Regions from separate parts of the Homo sapiens genome. Here region 2 is linked to region 1. A link is a loop called in an ENCODE intact Hi-C map of the cell type or tissue named here. Cell type or tissue: PC-3. All regions are shown on one strand. Links, peaks and the distances in the headings refer to the core of each region. The heading gives the core; the rest is flanking DNA.

Region 1 (11,489 bases), core at 1,770-9,769:
GGAGCTTTACCTCCTTTCCTTGGCACTTCTCCTTGCTGTCACCATGTGAAGAAGGATGTGTTTGCTTCCCCTTCTGCCATGATTGTAAGTTTTCTGAGGCCTCCCCAGCTCTCTGGAACTGTGAGTCAAGTAAACCTCTTTCCTTTGTAAATTACGTAGTCTCAGGTATGTCTTTATTAGCAGCATGAGAATGGACTAATACACTTCCTTAGGATTCCCTGTGCTTCATTTTGGTCCAGTAATTAAGATTTGACATCTAGTACACTACTCCAACCCCAGCACAATTCTGATTGGTTGGTACCAACCTGTTCTTAATTATTTTAAATATTATTACCCCTTTGTACCTGCTGGAAGAGCAGTGGTTCTCAAGCTTCTGTTACTCTTTAGGATCAAAACAGCTGACTGAGTTCACCCAAGAACTCTCAAATTATAACCCTCCAGGTGGGGTCTGCAGGCTGGTTAAGAATAGTTGTGTTAGAGGAACATAGCTGAAGGGTATGGCCTGTTACTTGGAAAGGGACTCACCAGTTACATAATGAGACCTTTGTCTGGGGAAGGAGCAACTCTAAGCCAGTGGGTCTCAATCTTGGCTGCCCATTGGAATGAATAATAAGGAAAAAAACCCCAATACCAGGATGTTATTCCAGAGATTCCAGTTTAATTGGACTGGAGTGTGGCCTGGGCACTGAGTTGTTCTTTTTTTTTTTTTTTTTTTTTTAAACACTTCCCATCCATTTTTATGTGCAGCCAAAGTCGAGACCCACTGCTTTAAGCAGAGAATAAAGCAAGTTAGAACATCTAGCCTTGAAAGTATGTATAAATGGACACAGGAAGGGGAACATCACACTCTGGGGACTGTTGTGGGGTTGGGGGAGGGATAGCATTGGGAGATATACCTAATGCTAGATGACGAGTTAGTGGGTGCAGCGCACCAGCATGGCACATGTATACATATGTAATTAACCTGCACATTGTGCACATGTACCCTAAAACTTAAAGTATAATAATAAAAAATAAAATAAAATAAAATATAAACTTTAAAAAAAAAGAAAGTATGTATAAGTGGCTTGGAAATAGAAGAAAAAGGATATATTGATAACATGTGTGTGTGTGAGACAGAGAGCAAGAGACAGGGAAAGAGCATGTAAATTAAATTAACTAAATAAAGGGATATAGTATAAAAGGACTCAAAGACAGATTTTCTTAAGGTTTTCCTAGATCCTAGTAATTGCATTATTATCATTTGGTTTTCTTTAGTGTGTCTCCCAGTGATTGACAGATTGGGCAATTCTGATCATAAGGATTCTGGTCTCTAAGTGTCCAGAATGTATAGAGCATTATAAAAACAGCTTAGCTTACTAATTGCAGCTTCCTTCCCTCTTTGCAGCTTCTTTTCCTAACTCTGCACTGCAGGCCCAGTATATTTTGTAACCCCCCCAAATCTCATTTGCGGCCAGAATTGTGACATCAACTCTTTTTTTTCTGGTGTGGTTTGGAATTAAATCATGGTGAGAACTAATTTCAGAACCCTCGGGCGAGTCATGGCTGTTTGAGCAACTCTTAACTTTGCAGCTTTCATAAGTGCTCATTGTCTAAATGTATGCCCATTTCTTGGAACTGAGCTTCTATTTTGAATCTAACTTTGTATTGTCAATACCCTCTAGGCAAATACCACCAGGAACACACCTATAATCAAACAAATTGAGTTTATGATTTGTTGCAGAAGGAGAACATATACTGTAGGAAACTATGGGGTGTCTAAGAGAGCGGGTGTTAGAAAGACCTTCTTACAGGATTTGGGCTTTGGTTGAGTGATGTCAGAGAGGGTCCACAAAGCAGGTGTTCACTCTCGATTGAACGCTGTCAGAAAGTGGGGGCAATTCTATAATTGGGTATCTTAATATATCTTATTTATAGAGATGGTAGATTAATTATAAAGTAGCAGTCACACATTTTGGCTAAGAGACAAAATATCTGGCATTTTGTGGGTAGCATAGTGACCTTGGTTTTATCTTTCCTTGGATAAAATTATGAAGTGGACTTGTTTTACCTCACTTTATCATGGTCTCAGAGTAAACTCGTTTGACGTTGGCATTCTGTGAGATTGTTTAACAGGAGAATAACTTGACATAACTGTGTGTGCTACACCAGCTTCTGGGGGCCAGGGCTGCCTTTCCCCTACTACTTCTCAGTAGTGTGCATGTTTTTGTTTTTTTTGACAAGGTTTCACTGTCATCCAGGCTGGAGTGCAGTGGTGCGATCACAGTTCACTGCAGCCTTGACTTCTTGGGTTCAGGTGATTCTGCCACCTCAGCTTCCTGAGTAGCTGGGATTACAGGCATGCACCACCATACCCAGCTAATTTTTTTGTAGTTTTCGTAGAGATGGGGTTTTGCCATGTTGCCCAGGGCTAGTTTCAAACCCCTGGGCTCAAGTGATCTGCCCACTTTGGCTTCCCAAAATGTTGGGATTACATGCCTGAACCACTGTCCCCAGCCCTGCATGGTTATACTGCCCAAAATCCCAGTTTCTTTCTAAAACTAGTGTTACAGCTCTTTTACTCCCATGGTTAGACAAGTTCTGAGTTCTTGTCCCACAACTGAGAAGAATGAGGTACACAGACATCAGAAAGTGAGTAAGGCAGAATAGAATTTATTGAGCAACAGAAACACTCTTGACAGTGAGAGGGGACCCAAAGGTGTGTTGCTAGCCATGAGGCTAAGTCTAGGGATTTTTATGGGCTTGAAATGGGGAAGTGCATGCTGGTTGGTCTATGAGTATGTTTGAAAAAGCACCATTCAGAAATAGGCACAATAGTGTAGATGACCTTTTGGGGAAGGGTATGTCTACATAAAATAGGTGAAGGAAAAGGACCAATTTGGAGAGAGCATGCCAAATGGAAATGGGAGCTCTCGATCTGGTTCGTGGATTTACACTTTGGTTTTCAGGCTTTAGATTGTCCTTGGCTTGAAGGTTGAGTTTCACTGGGGACCCATCCCTTTTTGCCTAGGAATTTACCTGCCATGGTGATGGTGGTTCTGTAGCCACTGCAGAGGATGGGATAAAGTTCTGAAGGCCTAAAAGCTGACCTCACACTGCAGCCTGCCACTTTGGTTCTATCTTGTCAAGCTTCCTTCCCAATAACTGAATGGGTCCCACTGTTACCAACTCTTGCTTCCGTTGAACTTGTTCTGACAACCTTACTGAACAAGCCAATGATTCTGCTGGCCCAGCTTGTTCAACTCTGGTAGTTGCATGAAGCTAGTTATGGTGACCAGAATTTCTCTTCTTTTCAGCACATCACCACCTTCTGCTAGCTATGCAATGCTCTCCATCCTACAGGACTCACATCCAGGTGAGTTTGTGTGAGAAGAAACACTTATTTTATTTTATTTTTTGGGACAGAGTTTCACTCTTGTCACCCAGGCTATAGTGCAATGGTGCAATTTCAGCTCACTGCAACCTCTGCCTCCCAGGTTCAAGTGATTCTCCTGCCTCAGCCTCCTGAGTAGCTGGGATTACAGGTGTGCACCACCATACCTGGCTAGTTTTTGTATTTTAGTAGAGACGAGGTTTGACCATGTTGGCCAGGTTGGTCTCGAACTCCTGACTTCAGATGATGTGCCCAACTTGGCCTCCCGAAGTGCTGGGATTACAGGCATGAGCCACTGTGCCTGGCCTGAAACACTTACACTGAGTCAAATTTGTCTCTTTAAACCTCTCTTCTAACTTTGTTCTGTTTCTGCATGACAGCCCTTTAGAATTTTTATTGATTACATGTTTGCTGAATGAATACATCGTCTCCAAAATACCAGCATTTAGTAATATGTAGCCTTTTCTTTTGTTTAGGAAGCTTGGAATATTAAAAACAAATGTGAAATATATGAAAAAGGAATAAGGAGGAGGCATGGAGTAGATGTGAAAGAAAGAAGGCAATTTTAGAAAATGGAGTTCATGGTAGACAAACTTTCTTTCTTTTTTTTTTATTTGAGACGGAGTCTCGCTCTGTCACTCAGACTGGAGTGCAGTGGCACCATCTCGGCTCACTGCAACCTCCGCCTCCCAGGTTCATGCCATTTTCCTGCCTCAGCCTCCCAAGTAGCTGGGACTACAGGCACCCGCCACCATGCCTGGCTAATTTTTTATATTTTCAGTAGAGACAGGGTTTCACTGTGTTAGCCAGGATGGTCTCCATCTCCTGACCTCGTGATCCACCTGCCTTGGCCTCCCAAAGTGCTGGGATTAAAGGTGTGAGCCACTGTGCCCGGCCCATGGTAGACACACTTTCAATGAAAAATGAGAAACAAAGGGAGTCATAGGCATTTACAGTTGCCTAATCTTTCTAACTCAACTTCCTGCTTGAAAAAAAATTTCCTGTGACTCTCTGACATAATTACACAGTCACCCAGGAATGCTGGATGGTCACATCATAGGGAATATTAAACAGAAAAACAATAATAAAAAGAATGTGTATAACAGGAAGAAAGAAGGCAATATTAGAAGCATCCCTGCAAAGAACAGATGCAAAGATTTTTCCATTGTTGTGGAAAGGAACTTGAAATGCAAAGACAAGGCCAAATGACTCGCTCAAGGTCACCTGGGACCTCAGGGCAGAATGAAAGAGTAGATTATTGTCATGCTGTATCCACCAGACCATGATGTCTCAGTAGCAATGTACCTGCAGGCTAAAGTCACATGTCACATAGTTAGCACACTGCTCCCTGCCAGACTTGAAGATAGCAGAATCACTGTTTTAGGAGAAAGATTTAAAGCTGTCATTAATGAATCCAAGTAGCTGTTTTTGTAAGTACATAAATATCTCTAGTATGGAGAGGCAGAATTAAGTCTTGATAGCCACCTCACAAATGTTGACTATAAATGTTTGGTTAGTGACAAGTCTAGCTAAAAAGGAAATAGAATATTTATGAACTGTCATGAAAAGGAATCTCTGCAAGGCTCACATTTAGACAACAGTGCAATGAAGGCAATCTTATGAGTTATTCAAGAGAATCGTCTTGGGAACTGGCTCTATGGTAATTCTGAGAATTACCTATATAAATAAAGTCAAATTGGGAAGGTGGGCCGTTCTGTTTTTACATAGAAAAAATCATTTGAGTTTCTAGGACACTGTCTAAGATGTACTAAAATGGAGATTATCACTTGCTTATTTTCTTGAAAAACCATTAACATAGTACAATACAACAGAAGAGTAGTGGCCAATAGATTCCAAACCAGAAGGAATGTTTATGGAAGCACACACACACACAAAAAGACTCCACAACTTACTTACATTACTTTTATAATATTCCTAATTATTATAGTGGTTTGAAAGAGGTCAAATGTTACATCTAAATATAAAAGATTAGACTTATAAATGACAAGATTGTACTGACCCCAATATTCTATAGGGTTGAAAACAAAATACAATTGACCTTCATGATACACCTGATATAATGCAGGTCTTTGTTGTACATCAGATTACATTCTGCCTGTCTTGAAATAATAATGGCATTCTTTATGAAGCCATTTGATTAACTAGAATCATGAGCTTTGCAGGAGGAAATGAATAGTGGCAAGAATGACTTGCTTTCTGAGTAAACATAGCCTAGGGAAATGTTTTCCTGGGAGAGCACTCTCCATTCTCCACCTCCCCTGGTGTGTCCTCTGACTAAGTAGTTCTTCCCGTACTGCATCGCTGCCCAGAATATTCTGAAGACAGCCTCCCACCCCACCCCACCTCATCATGCTCTTCCAGGACAGCTACAGGAAGAAAAGGAGATAACAGAATCTAATGATGTCCCATAAGATCTCCAGTCAAGGTGTGAACATGAAGCTCCAGTGAGTAATGTGGTGTCTCACATCTATAAATGCCTTATGTGTGACTGATGCATTCTTGAGACATGTCCAGGACAAGTAGAATTAAGTCTTGATGGCTGCCTCTGATGATCACACCCTCATCAGCAGTCTGATCTATGCTTTGTTTGCAAACCCGGACCTTGTTGTGGCCTGCAACTCCCCACAGGCTCTCTCCCCAGCTGTCAAGCCTCTTCTAAAACACACTTCCCCTTTAGAGAGGGCCGTCTTCACTCATGTTAGAACCTGACACTCCGAGAGACTTTCCTCTCACCAGCTGGTTTTGACTGTGGCAGAAATGTTGTTGACATAGCAGATGGTCTTGATATTTCTGAAAACCGGCAACATCTTTGCCATGGCCACCCCCACACTCTTGGCTACTGTTTCTCCTTCAAGTAGTTTGGGTCATTTTTAGCAAACCTGTATGTTCCAATATTTTTTCTTAAATATCAGAACAGGGAACAGTGTAAGACAAAAGTCTCCTAAAATATAGACCAAGGCAGAATATGAGGGCTGTTTTGCAGAAAACCCAAAAGCTGAAATAAATTCTATTTTTAATCAGATTCTTTGATGAATTAGAATGAGCAAAAAGTGAGCAGATTTTAAATATTTGTGGTCTGAAATATCAGGCAGTAAGGTATGGCTAATGGATTGTGCTATAAGAAGTAGAGTCTGATATTCATGATGTTTGAAAGCCTCTTAAAACAATATACCAGTGAGTAATGTTTATCCTTATTGAACACAAGGTGACTTGAGAGAAGGGTAAGTGCAACTGGATTAGAGATTATTACTTAGTAGTAACTCTAGAGCCAAAGCAAATCTAAGACACCGTAACAATGTGATGACCTGGGACCCAATCCAGTCATCCTGAAAAATTAAAAGCAGACTGATTTATTATTTCCTTGCTTGCTCCTTGCAGGCAGGCACTCTGAACACTCTCTTAAACTCACTAGATAATGGTATAAACAGCTCTGCTTCATTTCGGAGATATCTGTACAATTTTAGAAAATGCTTATTCTCCTGGAAAGGACTTTCACACAGATGGGAAGTAGGCATGAGCACTGCAGGCCCTGCCAGGTTCAGTCAGCTTCTTGAGTCAACATCACTATCCAGGCCTGTAGCACTCATGATTGAGAGTGTCATTTGGATTGGCTAACAAAGGACAGTTGAGAACTCTGCCTCCAAAATGTCACAGTTAAAACACAGCTTACTAGATACAAATCCTGCCTTCTCATGGTAATATCAATGATCCGTACAGCAGTGAAATGTGGAGCTAATTGATTCCTTTGAATGCCAAAAGCAGGGTCCTAAGGATAAGAACGCAGTGGAGTCATATGGATGGATGGGGTATATAAAAAGGATGGGAGGAATTTGTGGAAGTGTAAACGTGGCATGTCCCATGTAAGGCAAGCTGAATGAGGAAAACCAATTTGGGTGTCAGGTGTATGGTGGGGTGGGATGGCAAGAAGACTCACGCATGGCACAAGACAGCAGAGAGGGTAATGGGTAATGCAGGGATTGTCATGAGAAGCTAGGGGTGGAGAAGCACTGGGTATATGATGTGTTATAATTTCTAGTTCCTTCCTGTTTTGTTGATTACATTAGTAGTGTCTCCAAAGGAACACAATGCTTGAAATAAAAGATTCTTTTCATAATGGAAAATGACTTACTTATAAAAAATATTCTGTAAACCCTACCATCAATCTGGCTTATCTCCAAGCACAGAAAAGCAAGATAATTAAGAGAACTGAGACAATGTGAAAAACAGTTAACGACTAGATGAAACGGACACCAAACCAATCAGAAGAGACGTAGAGCTAGATTCTTTGCTAGATCATTGGGAGGTCAGGAGGACCCAGCAGTGGTATGGGAGGGGATTTGGGATAATTCTAAGGGTACCAAAGCATTTCAGTATTTTAATACACAGTCACACCAGCTAAATACAAGCCCTGAAGGTAACCAACATTTCTTATAAGTCATGTCTTATAATAGAAATATTTAATAAAGTTTTTAGAGCCAAGGAAAGAGCCATATCTGAGACCCTTCTCACTTGTTAAAGGCTCCTTACTCATTATCAACCTACATCTGTCAACCAAATGAAACAAAGTATAAAATAAGAATCCTCCTACATCTTTTCTCGTTAATGGAAGACAGTAGCTTCAAGGAAAAAGTAAAGATTCAGCAAAGGGTTTAAATACAGGCCACATTTAACATAGGTCCAGTTGATTTGATCCTTTCAGATCAGCCTCTGAATTCTTGTTGTTCACCAGTAAATACATATTTTGTGTTAGTCCATTTTCATACTACTATAAAGAAATACCTGAGACTGGGTAATTTATAAAGGAAAGAGGTTTGATTGACTCACAGTTCCACATGGCTGGGGAGGTCTCAGGAAACTTACAATCATGGCAGAAGGAAAACGAGAAACAGACATCTTCTGCACAGGGCAGCAAAGTGGAGGTAGTACAAGCAAGGGAAATACCAGACACTTATAAAACCATCAGATCTCGTGAAACTCACTCATTATCTCAAGAACAGCATGGGGGAAACTGCCCTCATGATCCAATTACCTCCACCTGGTCCCGCCCTTGGCACATGGGGATTATGGGATTTACAATTCAAGGTGAGATTTAGGTGGGGACACAGAGCCAAACCATATTATATTCAGAACAGATGTTGAGCCCAGCTGTGGGAGCAGTAATGGCCTGTGAGCCAGATTGTTACTTGGAACTTTAGGACCCTTGACGGGTTTGAGAATAGTGCCAATTCTTCTAGGATGTGTTTGGGTTTCAAAGCATTTTGAAAATATTTGGTAGACATGTGCAAACATACCAAATGTGTAATTGTCCCTGAAAGCAGGCATCTAATTGACTATTTAGTGACAACATAACATGGGCCTCATTTCTTAAGAAACAGTAGGTGGTCAAAATTTTAGGAGAATATACTCCACAGAAACTCATGTAGCGTAGCTCAGTGATATGCCTATGAATCTTGAATATTAATTTTTCTTTCCTCATGAAAAATGCATCTATCCATATACGTATAAATATTTTTTCTTTTTTAAGCAAAATACTTAGTCAACTTGTAAAAGAATAAAGAATTCTATATAAAAGTTTTAAAAATTGCTTTAGAACAACGTCAGTTGGAAAAAAATTCATAATTTTTCATAAATACATTTTCTTTGTATTTAAAGCAAAATATTTAACAAAGTATGCCACATATGAAAAATGTGTATGAAGAGGTCGGGTTAGTCTCAAAGTAATCTGATGGTAAATCATGCCTATCAGAGGTAGATTCCAATATCAGAAAAAACTGTTTTCTAGGCTTTTTATGCTTCTATTTCACAGACATCCCACCTGAGTTCTAAATTTATTTCTCAAAGAAGCCAAGCTCCTGAGAGAGAAATGATACTGTAAGGTAAGAGTTCAGAAGGAAACACACACAGATACACCCTGACAAATCACACTGGCTGTCATCCCACCACCATGTAGTCTACTAGGATTTCAGGTGGGATGAGTAAAAATGTAGAATTAAAGTGATTCTTTCAAGATCATAATAATTAATAATTCCTAAAATAGAATTTTAAAATTCATCTTTTATGGGCCTGTATTTTTGCCTACTGTGGTATTACAGATATCCGCTTATACCCCTCTTGCATTTCACCAAAAACACTTTGGTTTTGTACTGTGGCAGACAATCTAAGGAAATACATTTTATCTCTTCTACCTGTTTTTTCCTTGCTCTATTTCAAGGCAGAATTCACGATTTGAAATTCCTTGCCACATGGATGTTAGTCTGGCAGAAAACATAAGCAATCTTAAATCCAAAGCTTTTTTTGGCTTTATATAAAAATCTCAGCCCTTTAGAAGAAATGGAGTTCCAAAGTTGGTGAGAAGGGGAGTGGTTCTGAATGCAGGGAAAGAGTTGAGTCAGAATGGGAAAGGGAGGAAGGACCTCAAGCCCCGCAGTCTGGCAGTTCCAGGGAGAGTGATCAGGCCTTAGAAAGGAATAGTTCGTGGTTCCCAGCCTTACCCAAATCCCCAACCCTAAGTGAGACACAGAGGCTGTGTCGCTAGACATAAAGAGACCATAATAGATGTATTCAGTAGTAGAGCAAAAAATTCAAGGATCTTAGATGGATCCTTCTGCTGTTTTATTGTTTTCTTTGCCTTCTCAGTGCCTGATCTGAGAGCGCGTGTCTATATGTGTGGGTGTATGCACCTTATGTGTGTGCGTGCATGGTGGTGGGATTTAGAGGATGGGGCCAAGCATGAGTAGGAATTCCAACGGAGTGAGTCACAAAGTTGAACTAAGTTGATTTAAAGAAATAAAGACATAATAGTCTTTCCATATCAAAGTATATGGACTAAATTGATCTCGGCCATAGTTGACCATTAACGATTATACATAAAGAACCAAATTTCCTGGTTTGAATATAAGTGGAAGCCATTGATTTTTCTAGGAAGTTGAATACATTATGCTTATCATGTATACCTTCCAAAAAGTTACCTCATGTCAAATTGTGCACAAATTAGATCTGTTTCCTAACTTGCCGAATGAAGTTGTTTATGGTTTTGAAACCTTTCCCCTTGGAAAGGTGCAGTGGACGTTACTCTGCCAAATCTCAAAATGCACTGATTCACTCCACAGATGTTTACAGCCAGTGTTTACATGTGTTTACCAGTGTTTACGTGTCTTCCATCAACCAAGCACTGACCTTGGCTTTGGAATATGATGCTAAATGGCATACAGTCCAGCTCCCAAGGTACTCAGAAGCCTGGGACAGGGAATCTACTTCACCCTCAAATTTCTTACCCTATGGAGGAATCCTTGTATTTAACAGAGACCAGCCAACAAACAGTGCCCCATACTGGAATGTCAGAATGGGAAGGAGAGAGAAGATCACAAGCGTCTTGTGTTGTGAACCTCAAACCCTGAAATCTGGCAGCACCAGGGAAGAGTCCTCAGAAAGAATGGCTCTGTGGTTCCCAAACTCTCCCAAATCCCTATTCCCTAAGTGTAACCAAGTGAGCCAAGCAAATGGTCATCCCTCTCACTTCACCTGGAGGTAAATTTGTGCCTGAGGCCGATTACCGCTTCCTGTTCCCCATCATGATGTCAAAATGCAAATGGCAGGTATGATGAAGATGAGCATATGATAGAAATAAGACTGTATTTCACAAAAATATAATCAAATCTTTATATTTCAAAATAAGCTTACAGATCTCCACCTAATATGACTTCAAGTAAATTTACATTATGTGGACCTACCATTTCCTAAGTATTTGCTATACTGCTCCATGGCTCTGTCAAATGTCTCTTCAGACTCTTAGATGGGATTATTGCCATCTACAAATAACTTCTGCTTTTTTAAAAAAGTCATTCAACAAACTTTATGAAACCACCAGGAACTGGATCAGGTGGTGGGGATTAAGGATGAAGGCCACGCTCTCTGCTTATCTTAAACTCAATAGCTTTCCTTGATTATATCAACATTTTTTCAACTCCTTTCATTTAAAGAATACATTTTTTTTGAAAAAGCATTTAGTTATGATTCAGAAATATAGCAATATAGTGAGATAAAGCTTATATATGTGTATATATATGTGTATATATATGTATATATATATACATAT
Region 2 (11,489 bases), core at 2,312-10,311, 330 kb after region 1:
TCAATTTTTTTTTCATACTGCTTCTATTGTTATGAAGGTTCATTAAAATACATTCGTATTCTGGATTTGTTTGTTTGGAATAAGTACAAACTGTGTATGCCCAATTAAGTATGAATAAAATATTACAGTTTCATTTGCCTTTCAATTCATTATCTGACATGACTTGGCTTCTATGGAAAACAACTATTTGTGTGTCATGGAAGAGTACACAGTTAAAAAGTTGTTTATCTAGCACTCTATCAGCTGGAACTCTTCTAACTGATAATTTCTCCCACATGTAGTGCAATGAAAACTAGTATTTATAATGATGGTATTGAAAAACAAGGAATTATCACAAAATTAGTGAATTAATACAATCTCATAATTTTATGTACCTGAGAACTGAGCCTCTGACAGATGATCTGCCCCCAGATGTCATGGTTAGTGATGGCTCTGGGACTGGAATTGGAATTTTCTGATACCCATGCCAATGAACTCACCATCTTATCCCCTTGCCTGAAATTTCCTTCCATCTGCAAAATTTTGATTCTAAACGTACAGATCTGTCAGTGCCAGAAAATGATCTCTCTGTGTTTTTTTTGTTTGTTTGTTTGTTTTGTTTTGTTTTTTTGAGACAGAATCTCACTCTGTCGTCAGGCTGGAGTGCAGTGGTGCCATCTTGGCTCACTGCAACCTCCACCTCCCGGGTTCAAGTGATTCTCCTGCCTCAGCCTCCCAAGTAGCTGGGACTACAGGTGTGCGCCACCATGCCCGGCTAATTTTTGTATTTTTGGTAGAGATGGGGTTTCACTATGTTGGCCAGGATGATCTCCATCTCTTGACCTAGTGATCCGCCCACTTCAGCCTCCCAAAGTGCTGAGATTACAGGTGTAGCCAGCGTGCCCCGCCCTCTGTGGTTTTCTAATGTCAAAAGCACTTTTTAAAATTTTAAATGTTTAAAATTTACATTTCAATACCTTTTTGGGGAACAGGTGGTGTTTGGTTACATGAATAAGTTCTTTAGTGGTGATTTCTGAGATTTTGGTTCACCTATCACCTGAGCAGTGTACACCGTACCCAGTGTATAGTCTTTTATCCCTCAGCCCACTCCCACCATTTCCCCTGAGTCCCCAAAGTCCATTGTATCATTTTTATGTCTTTGTGTCCTCATAGCTTAACTGCCACTTATGAATGAGAGCATAAAATGTTTGATTTTCTATTCCTGACTTACTTCACTTAGAATAATGGTCTCCAATTCCATCCAGATTGCTGCAAATGCCATTATTTCATTCCCTTATATGGTTGAGTAGTATTCCAGGGTATATATATGTATATACATATATCACATTTTCTTTATCCACTGGTTGATTGATGGGCATTTGGGCTGGTTCTATATTTTTGCAATTGCAAATTGTGCTGCCATAAACATGCATGTACAAGTGTCTTTTTTGTATAATGTGAATGTCAAAAGCATTTTAATGTCTCAGTCCTTTATCTTGTTAGTCACAGTGATTGTTCATGTAATAAACTCTGATGACAAATCCCTTTCAAGTCTTCTACATAATCAGAAATCAGTTATACTGAATATTAGTTTTATTTTTTAAACCGTCATTATATTACAGTTGTCCACAAACAGAATAGATAAAAGTGTATGGAAGTCAGGAAGTGTAGTAATCAAACACTCATGCATTCACCGTACCAGGTAAGAACTAGCATATAATATTTGTTGAAGCTACCTTTGTGTTCCTCCTCCCCTTTGGGGTTAAGTAAATTTGTCATTCTTGAGTCTTCAAAAATGTCTATATGTATAGGGTACATAGTAACTCTACCCAGTGCAATTAAACAGGAAATATTCCTCCATTACACTGTATTCATGCACTAATTTATGCACTGAAACTATCATTCATTTATTCAATCCTTAATACCAATGTTAAAGCACTGCTTCAGAAGATATGGAGAGAGATTATACTACATTAAGTAATATAATTTTATGCATTATAGAATAGAGTATGTATATGTATAATCAATATCTATATTTTTTCTCAAGATATTTTAACTATTATCAAAGGCTAGATGTTCAACAGGACATTATACATTTCTTTGATTTTTAAGTACTAACATTAATAATATCCATCAATTATTGGATGCTTAGTCCATGCTAGGCACTCTATGATTACTGTCTCTTTTAATATTATGACAACCTTTTGATGTAGTTTATCATTTGGACCATGTGAATGACTGTAACAAGCATCGCAAAATCTCAGCAGCTTAACAAAGAGAGATTTGTTTCTTACTCATCTCGAAGTCCCTTTTCTTTAAGCAGTGATTCAGGGATCCAGGCTTCTTCCTTTGGACCATTGGAGCCAAAGGGCTCATGGAACATTTTAGAGGCCAGGTCTGGAAATGACATGCACCTGTTCTGCTCACATGCCATTGACCTGAATTAATAACAGCATCCACGTGGTTCAAGTTAAGCTGGGAAGTGTAGTCTACCTGTGTGCCCAAATAGAAAATAAAATTATTTGGAAAACTCATAGTATTTTCTCTGCCACATAAATAAAATTAGGTGCTGTCTTTATTATTAATATTTTCAATTTATATTTGAGAAAGTCAAGGCTTAAAAAGATAAAAGGACTTGCTCATGGTAGGTAAATTGTTGAGCTAAGATTCTCAGAAGACACATCCTTACCTACTACACAATACAGTCTCCCAGCTCTTTCTTGAACAAATCAATGTTCATTATACCAGTGGTCTATATTGTTGTAACACATTGCAACTAATAAGGAAAACATGCATGGATTTCCTTTAGAAATTAAATGATTGCTTAAGTATTTTTCTAAAATAAACCAGCATACCTACTTCTTGCATATTTTATTTTCTGAGTCATTGGCTTCGAGTAAATGATTTTGAGTGTTCATAAATCAGATGAAAACAAATTATTTGTTTTAACTGCATCAGGGATAATTAATTATTGGACAATTTGAGCTTTTTAAAATTTTGCTTTGTGGAATTTAGACTCAGAGTTAAATATAACTTCCCTTAATGATGACTAAATTAAACGAAATTACAACTGTCTTATCTACATGGATAATTGGGCCATCCACATGAGGCACTTCCAATTCTGAATTAATCATCTATTGCTTTTTTTCATAAGCTATGTTGATATTTTACCACGACTTAGGACTAACTAAGGTGGTAAATTAAAAATCTGTTTTTTCATTTTGATGATAGCTCTACACAATTTCTATATTGGTGCAAATGTTGAGTTCTTACATTTAGTTGGAAATATTTTTTAAATAACTTCATATGTAAATGTTATATGGAACCATTCTCCTTCACCTAGGAACTATATGGAATGTCCCAACTCCTTAATATTCTCAAAATTTTTGGCACCAAGAAAGGATAATCAGAAATGAAACCAAATGTTGAGGTAAAAATCAAATAAGCACTATGTCCCTGTTCTCTCTTTTAGTGGAGTTGTTCAAAGTATCACGGTATTTGATAAGCCCAAATTCATGATGTAAGTTTTGAAATAATTATCAGTGAACAGCATTGTTCTCTGTTATGATTTATAGAGTTGCTCTGAAGTTTTTGTTTTGTTTTGTTTTGTTCTGTTTGGAAGGGAGTGTGATAAAGAGAGCACTTTTGTCCCTAACTTGCTGTAGAGCTTTTCAAAAATTGTTAAATGTCTTGTAGGATGCTTTGTTGGCAAGCATGAGATAACTGTATTGACTTGTGTGCCTCAGCTCCAGAGAAAACAAAATTAGTTTACTGGAGCAAAAAATGTTTTGAAAATTTATATAAATTCTACAAAGAAATGTCTAAAAACTTCTGATTTTGCACTGGACACCTCTCAGCCAAAATGGTAGAATGGTCAGGGGTTGAATTGTGACCCCCAAAAAGATACTTTGAAGACCTATCCCATGTACCTGAGAATGTGACCTTATTTGGAAATAGGGTCTTTGCAGATGTAATCAAGTTATGATGAGGTCATTAGGATGGGCCCTAATCCAATATGACTGATGCCTTATAAGAAAAGGGAAGACTATATCAAGAGAAACACACAAGGAGAGAGCACCAGGTGGGCACAGATGTAGAGACTGAAACCATGTAGCTGTAAGCCAAGGATTGGACAGGATTGATGGTCGCCATCAGAAGCTAGGAAGAGGCAAGGAAATATTCTGTTACTGGAAAGGGGTCCAGATCCAGACCCCCAAAGAGGGCTCTTGGATCTCTTGCAAGAAAGAATTCAGGACAAGTCCATAGAGTAAAGTGAAAACAAGTTTATTAAGAGAGTGAAAGAATAAAGAATGGCCATTCCATAGGCAGAACAGTCCCGAGGGCTGCTGGTTGCCCATTTTTATGGTTATTTCTTGATTACACGCTAAACAATGAGATGAGTGGATTGTTCATGCCTCCCCTCTTTAGGCCATTTAAGGTATCTTCCTGACATTGCCATGGCATTTGTTAACTATCATGGCGTTGATGGGAGTGTAGCAGTGACGACGACCAGAGGTCACTCTCATCACCATCTTGGTTTTGATGGATTTTAGCTGGCTTCTTTACTGCAAACTGTTTTATCAGCAAGGCCTTTGTGGCCTGTATCTTGTGCCGATCTCCTATCTCATCCTGTGACTTTGGAATGCCCAACCTCCTGGGAATGCAGCCCAGTAGGTCTCAGCTTCACTTTACCCAGCCCCTATTCCAGATAGAGTCACTCTGGTTCAAAAGCCTCTGATATTTCTATCCAAAGACTCAGAGGGAGTGTGCCCCTATGAGTGCCTTAAGTTTGGACTTCTAGTCTTCAGAACTGTGCAAAAGTAAATTTCTGTTGTTTTAAACCACCCAGTTTGTGGTACATTGTTACAGGAGTTCTAGGAAACACATACAAATGGCTGCAAGTCAAACATGCAAAAGGGAAAGCTGTTTTTACTTATTTGCTTCTCTTTTCTCTTGGGGTTGGAGGAGAATCCCTGCCATGGAGCCAGCGACCTAGGGCCTGAGAGTGTGGCTTTAGGCCCTTGAGGTGGTGCCTCAAGTAACTCCATGGAAGTCACAAAAATCAAGTAGATTAAAGACCTGAGTGTCCCCCCGCCCCTCCGCATGTTCTTATGATAATGGGAGTGGAGTTGGTGATCAGGTGGGCTGTTTGTTACAACAAAGTATTTGTAGAAGATAAAAGGTTTGTAAAACTAAGCAATACATCTTTTCTTCAACAAACCCTGTCTCACTTTCTGTTATGTGCCTGTGGTCCTCTCTACTGCCCAGGAAGCTGGGTCATTCCACTTTCTCTGATCTAAGAGAAATTGCAGAGATGAAGGAGGGCTTGGCAGTTCGGGGACTAGCAGCCGGTGGTCAGCATCAGAACCAGTACCATCAAAAAACTGCAATGATAGTTGTCAACACTAGGTGGCACCACAGCAAAGCCTGCAGACGCCCCAGTCTCCAAGGAGTGCCACGCATCCCTGTGCTAGGAAGTTATAGGAATTCTCCTTCATCTGTGCGTGCCTCTTGCTTTCAGTAACCTACACCTTTCCTTTCAAACAGAAGTGATGCCTACCTGTGGACTAAGGCAGGGTTCAGCCTTAGAATGGGCTCATAATTCCTAGAGAATCATGATCCTGTAGAAGCAGGTGAAAGCAAAGACACCTGGATGAAAAGTTGAGTAAAAAAGAAAGCACCAATACCTGTGCTTTGAGTCACTTCACGATGTCCCCACCGCCTCCCTAGCTAAGACAGCCCTGCCACTTTCCCTGCCCTCCCCCACTTTTGTATGTCCAATTGAACCCTTTCTACAAAAGTCCCTTGAGAATGCCTGTTGTTCTTCTGAGGATGCTGTTAATACTCACTTTAGACATCACCAGGAGGCACCCAGTGCGGCTGGCTCCATCTCACAAAATGTGACTTCTGCGATCCCCATCCTTCTTTGTATTTCTGGAAACACATGAACTGTACATTGAGTTGGTAAGATCCTTCCTGGAACTTACTCCTGACCACATGATCAAAGCCCTGTGTAGTTTTCATGGTATAAGGCAATAACTCTTACTTAAATTTATTGGTTCTTTTTATATACAAGAGAACAGGTCAACTGCAACCTGTGTTTTAAGCACATTCAAAATACATTATAATTTGTTTTCATTTAACTGTCATCAACTTAGGTGAAAGTCATCCTTTTTAAGACCTTTGATTTGGAAGGAGTTTTCTCACTTGTGTTACATATTATGCCTTGCCTTTAAAGGTAGTCTTCAAACAAATATAATAATGAAAATTGGTTTGTATTAATGTAGTGGTAAAAATTTAGGTCTAAGGAGACAGATGAATTAGGTTTCTCGAGTCAATTTGAATGCAACAAAAAAAATCTAGGTTTCTTATTTATAACTCCTGCATTTTACAAATCTGTCCATTTGAAGCTGTGGGCTTACATAAATCTGTCACTTGGTACATCAAATAATCTGGGATTGCTTACAATTTAACCATTAAGATCTTTTCTAATGCAGCTCATTTTTTAGAAAATCGTATTCAAGCATAGATTGCTGGGTTTTATTTAAAATTAAGATTTTTAAGACACAATATTCTCTTTTATTTCAGCTTTAGATCCCTTCCCCAAACAGTAAAAATGCTCGCATAAAAATAAAATATTATGAACAGATTTAGTGGCAGCTGATTCTGGGTTAAATGCTCCACCTTGTGGTTGAATAAGGAAATTTACTTTTTAACTTTTTATTTAATGATGTTAATATGAAAGTTGTCTTCTCTTTTTGTCCTTGGAAGACAAAGAGACTGCTGCTGCTGATGGTGAAATTATCCATAATGTGTATATAGATTCACCAAGAAGATATGATTTGGTGGCTTCAGAAGCCAGATTTCGGGGTACACCAGAGACTCAGCAATTGACATTGGTGCCATCTGGTAAAACGTGACCAAAATGAACCCCAAGTTAGTACCCTGAAGGTTTTACCCTTTGTGTAGAAACGTTTCCTAAGTCATTCTACACAATAAATTAATACTACACAATTAATACCTGCACATATAGTCCAGAAGGAAATGAAATGGACAGGTGCCTGTGTGCGCGCCTGTGTGTGTGTGTGTGTGTGTGTGTGTGTGTGTGTATGTGTGTGTGTGTGTGTGTAGGTGGGGTAAGGGGATAGGAAATTACAGCTCTGAGGGTGAAACTAATTTAGTTCTATTTTCAGAAGCCTCAAATCTCCACTCCCACTTCTCTTGCAGTATGCAGGAAGGAGGCTGGATCCCATCAATACCTAAGGAAAGCTCACTATCACTTGCTTTGGAAAATGGAAAATTCCATTCTCATCAGCTTTCTGCAGAACCTGGAGCCATCTCAGCCAACCAGAGTTCTTTCATCGAGATGGGCCCTACAGATGCTTTCTCCTTTCTTTTCATCCTAAAGAAATGCTACCCTCATATCTGTTTTTACTTCCATAAGCTTATTTTTCTTTTTGTCACAGAACTTCGTAGGTACATTTTAGGGCACATTAAATTTTAGCTAATACTTATTGCTTCCGAAATAATATCTGTTCTGGTTTTCAATTGGCCATTCTTGCATTGCTATAAAAAATACCTGAGACTGGGTAATTTATAAAAGAGGTTTAATTGGCTCATGGTTTTGTAGGCAGTACAGGAAGTATGGTGCTGGCATCTGCTTGGCTTCTGTGGAGGCCTCAGGAAACTTACAGTCGTGGCAGAAGGCAAAGCAGGAGCAGGCACATGGCCAGAACAGGAGAGAGAGAGAGTCGGGGGTGAGGTGCCACATACCTTTAAACAACTAGATTTCACAAGAACTCACTCAGTATCTCGACAAGAGCACCAAGAGGCTGGTGCTAAGCCATTCATGAGAAATCCACATCCATGATCCAAACACCTCCCACGAGGCCCCACCTGCAACACTGGGGATTACAATTCAACATGAGATTTGAGAGGGAACAAATATCCAAATTATATCACCATTGCATTTTATTGTTTTCTACCTTCAGTAAAATAGCTTCTGACAGCAAAATGAGTCACACTAGACCTCCTGAATTTAAGGAGAAAGGTGTGTGGTCTATTAACATTTGTGTATTTTGTTGTCCTTTCCTTGAAAGTAGAAGATTCAGAAGGAAGTCCCAGGCCTCCTAGTCCCTTCCCCCTGTCTTTGCAAAGAGGATGAAGACGGTAATGCCCCATCTCAGGGAACATGTTCCTAACAGCCAGTTTAAAACCTTTAACACAGAAAGAGAAAGAAATAGTTTTGCTGAATTCATTTACTAGTAATATTTTAAAAGCAGTGTTTAGGCCGGGCATGGTGGCTCATGCCTGTAATCCCAGCACTTTGGGAGGCTGAGGTGGGCAGATCACAAGGTCAGGAGTTCGAGACCAGCCTGACCAACATGGTGAAACCCCGTCTCTACTAAAAATACAAAAAAAAAAAAAAAGAAAAAAAGAAAAAATTAGCCAGGTGTGGTGGCACGCGCCTGTAATCCCAGCTACTCAGGAGGCTGAGGCAGGAGAATCGCTTGAACCCAGGAGGCATAGGTTGCAGTGAGCCGAGATCGCGCTGCTGTACTCCAGCCTGGGCGACAGGGAGAGACTCTGTTTCAAAAAAAAAAAAAAAAAAAAGGTAGTGTTTAAGGTATGTCACATATGTAGAACATCAGAATGAGAAAATGATGACAGTGGGCAGGCTGGCGGGCGACTGCAGATGAAATGTGGTGATTATGAAAAGTGTAGCATCTCTAGAGCCTTAGGCACATGCCTGGTTATGTGTTAAGAGCTATTCAAGAATAAGCTGTTCTAATAATCACAACTCTATAAGATGGGGCTACTAGTGTCCCCATAAAATATAAGGAAACTGAGACATGGGGTCATTGTCACACCTCCCTAATGTCATATGGCTGGAAAGTGGCAAAGTCAGAATTTGAACCCAGGGTCCTTCTGCCTCCAGCATTCATGTTCTTCATCTCAACACTCTCCCAGATTTTGTGGCAACAGTTGAAAATCAATATTGCCCTAAACCACTGTAATTTCAACAAAGATCTATGAACACCTATCATGTGTCAGGCCCGTGATGAACTCTGAGGGCACTGAGATGGATGACCTGGTCCCAGCTGTCCAGCCTCTGGTGAGTCTTTTTCAGCCTGTGAACACAGCTGTGGGAAACCTCCAATACCACACACAGCTTTTGCCCACCGGGCAGGCCCAACAAATGGCGTCTAGACACCACATACCATAGAGCCGCTGCCTTGCCAGCCATGAGGTCACACAACGCACTAGTCCACAGCACGCAAGCTGCCTTGGCGGCGTCTCAGGCCTGCTAATTGGGACAGGTGCAGAGTGATGACAGCGGGCCACCCACAGAGCTCTGGCACACTGGCAAAGACATGAGGAGCGGGAGGACAGGAAGAAGAGAAAGCCTGAACTGCAGCCTGGGCAGTGGTGGCTGGCAGATAAAAACATCCTTTATGCACCAAGAACTTGGCTATTTTTGGAATGGGCATTCCCTAATCTCTAAAGCAAATGGTAAAGCCTCAGGAAATGAGAGCCTATGAAAATATATGCCTACATGCAACCACCAGCCTTCCAAACTGGAAAGATAATTTGCACATATACACACATACACGCACGCACAGACACACATACATACATGCACAAACACTCCGATAATTCTAGTAGAAGCTGTGGATCTTTGTAGGATGTAAAGGGAAATGCTACTTCAGGGACAACCATTTTAACAGGTTCATTTCAAATGGGTAGGTAAGAATTAGAAGTAAAAATAAAAGAAAGACCATCTCAGTTACAGGTTAACAGTTGGTTAGGAGACATCATGAAAATGCTAAAGGAAAAGGAGCAGATTTAGAAGAAGCATGTAAAGAAATAAAGTTGACCTTTCTAGATTCTGAAGTTATCGGCAGAATTGATCTAATGTAAGTATTGGCAGGAATATTGTAGGAAGACACCAAGAGGAATGAGATAAGGTCACTTGATTGCAGGAATTTATAGTATAACAGGGCAAATCATTAAGAAATGTCTAAAGTTTTGGTGGAAAGACGCTCATTTTTATGTGAACTAATGGATGCTAATTTTCTTTCAAATGTATAACTGATATTGAATTTAAATGCTCAGCTACATGTAACATGCATTTCTGTTACAGTCTGTTAGGATCTCAGTGGGACTTTAAGAAATAATAAGACATAGAAACATGACTCGTAATGAGAAGCTAAACACAAAGATAGCGTATATGATTTATATTATGCAACTTTTTTTTAAAGTTAGGAGGCAATCACAATTGCTTACTTAATCTAGGTACTTGCAATTAAGCCATGAGCTGAGTATCAGATACCTATTCATTTTCTCCACATCAAAAGTTATCTGTAGGCCAGGCATGGTGTTTCACGCCTGTAATTCCAGCACTTTGGGAGGCTGAGGTGGGTGGATCACCTGAGGTCAGGAGTTCGAGACCAGCCTGACCAACATGGTGAAACCCTGTCTCTACTAAAAGTACAAAAATTAGCCAGGCATGGTGGTGTGTGGCTGTAATCCCAGCTACTCGGCAGGCTGAGGCAGGAGAATTGCTTAAATCTGGGAGGCAGAGGTTGCAGTGAGCCAAGATCACGGCACTGCACTCCAGCCTGGGCAACAGAGCCAGACTCCATCTCAAAAAAAAAAAGAAAAGTCATCTGTAAATCAGATATTCTTAGAACATTTTAATAAGTCACCTCCTTTATTTCAAAAGCTTATGCTTTGCAACGTATTTATCAAAAAATACCTGACAACTGCACTTCCGTTTGGATGTTGCAAGAATAAAATTAAGATAATATTCATGAAGTCTTCTGAGGCCCTTATTATAGATATTTTAGATAAATGTTTCATTGTTATTAGAAGCTAAAGCAATCTATTAAGTGCCCATGGCATTTATTTTTTAATCGTGAAAACTTGGAAGTTATTTGGTTTCTGTTGTAATTTTAATAGTTACATTTGTAACACAAAAGATAAAGAAAATTTATTTGTTAATGTTTGCTTGTGTGTGTGTGTGTGTGTGTGTGTGTGTGTGTGTGTGTGTGTGTAGGATGACTTATGCCCCGCAAAGATATTCAGCTCTTAGACCCTGTATCCCTGTGTAAGTTACCTTATGGCAATAGGGATTTTGCAGATGTGATTAAGTTACAGATCTTGAGATGCGAATATTATTTTGAATTATTCCAGTGGGCCCAGTGTAATCACCACAGGGGTCTTCATAAGAGGGAGAATTAGAGTCTGCAGCAGACAGCACCATGGAAGCAAGAGGTTGCAGTAATGTTAAGAAGGGGTCATGAGCCAAGGAATGCAGGCAGCCGCTGGAAACTGAACAAGAGAGAGGAATATCTTCTCCCCTGGAATCTGTAAGAGGAACCAGCCCTGATTGCACCTTGACCTTCATCCAGGGAGACTGACTGTGAACTTCCGACATCCAGAAATATAAGAAAATAAATTTGTGCTGTCTTAAGCCACTAAGTTGGTGGCAATTTGTTATACAGAGC

Evidence for each region. Peaks named below come from ENCODE experiments on the same cell type or tissue, not always from the same donor. Only the 100,000 strongest peaks of a DNase experiment are listed, where the experiment ranks them.
Region 2: a loop joins it to region 1, with 10 times the contacts of the local background. A loop is called at or near these places in 2 of 110 quality-filtered maps.

What each region holds. Positions count from the first base shown.
Region 1 is chr21:26,384,428-26,395,916 of GRCh38, forward strand. It overlaps a transcript of CYYR1-AS1 not described here. Among named protein-coding and RNA genes, the nearest start is that of CYYR1-AS1, 16 kb to the right of the region's middle. RefSeq lists an enhancer at 5,110-6,309. In PC-3, for the core only: no CTCF peak of the experiment used is centred there; DNase peaks (open chromatin) are centred at 4,484 and 5,784; H3K4me3 peaks cover 2,114 bases; H3K27ac peaks cover 4,241 bases.
Region 2 is chr21:26,710,692-26,722,180 of GRCh38, forward strand. No RefSeq gene overlaps it. Among named protein-coding and RNA genes, the nearest start is that of ADAMTS1, 130 kb to the right of the region's middle. In PC-3, for the core only: CTCF peaks have their summits at 5,382 (motif pointing right), 5,583 and 6,649 (motif pointing left); a DNase peak (open chromatin) is centred at 5,400; H3K4me3 peaks cover 551 bases.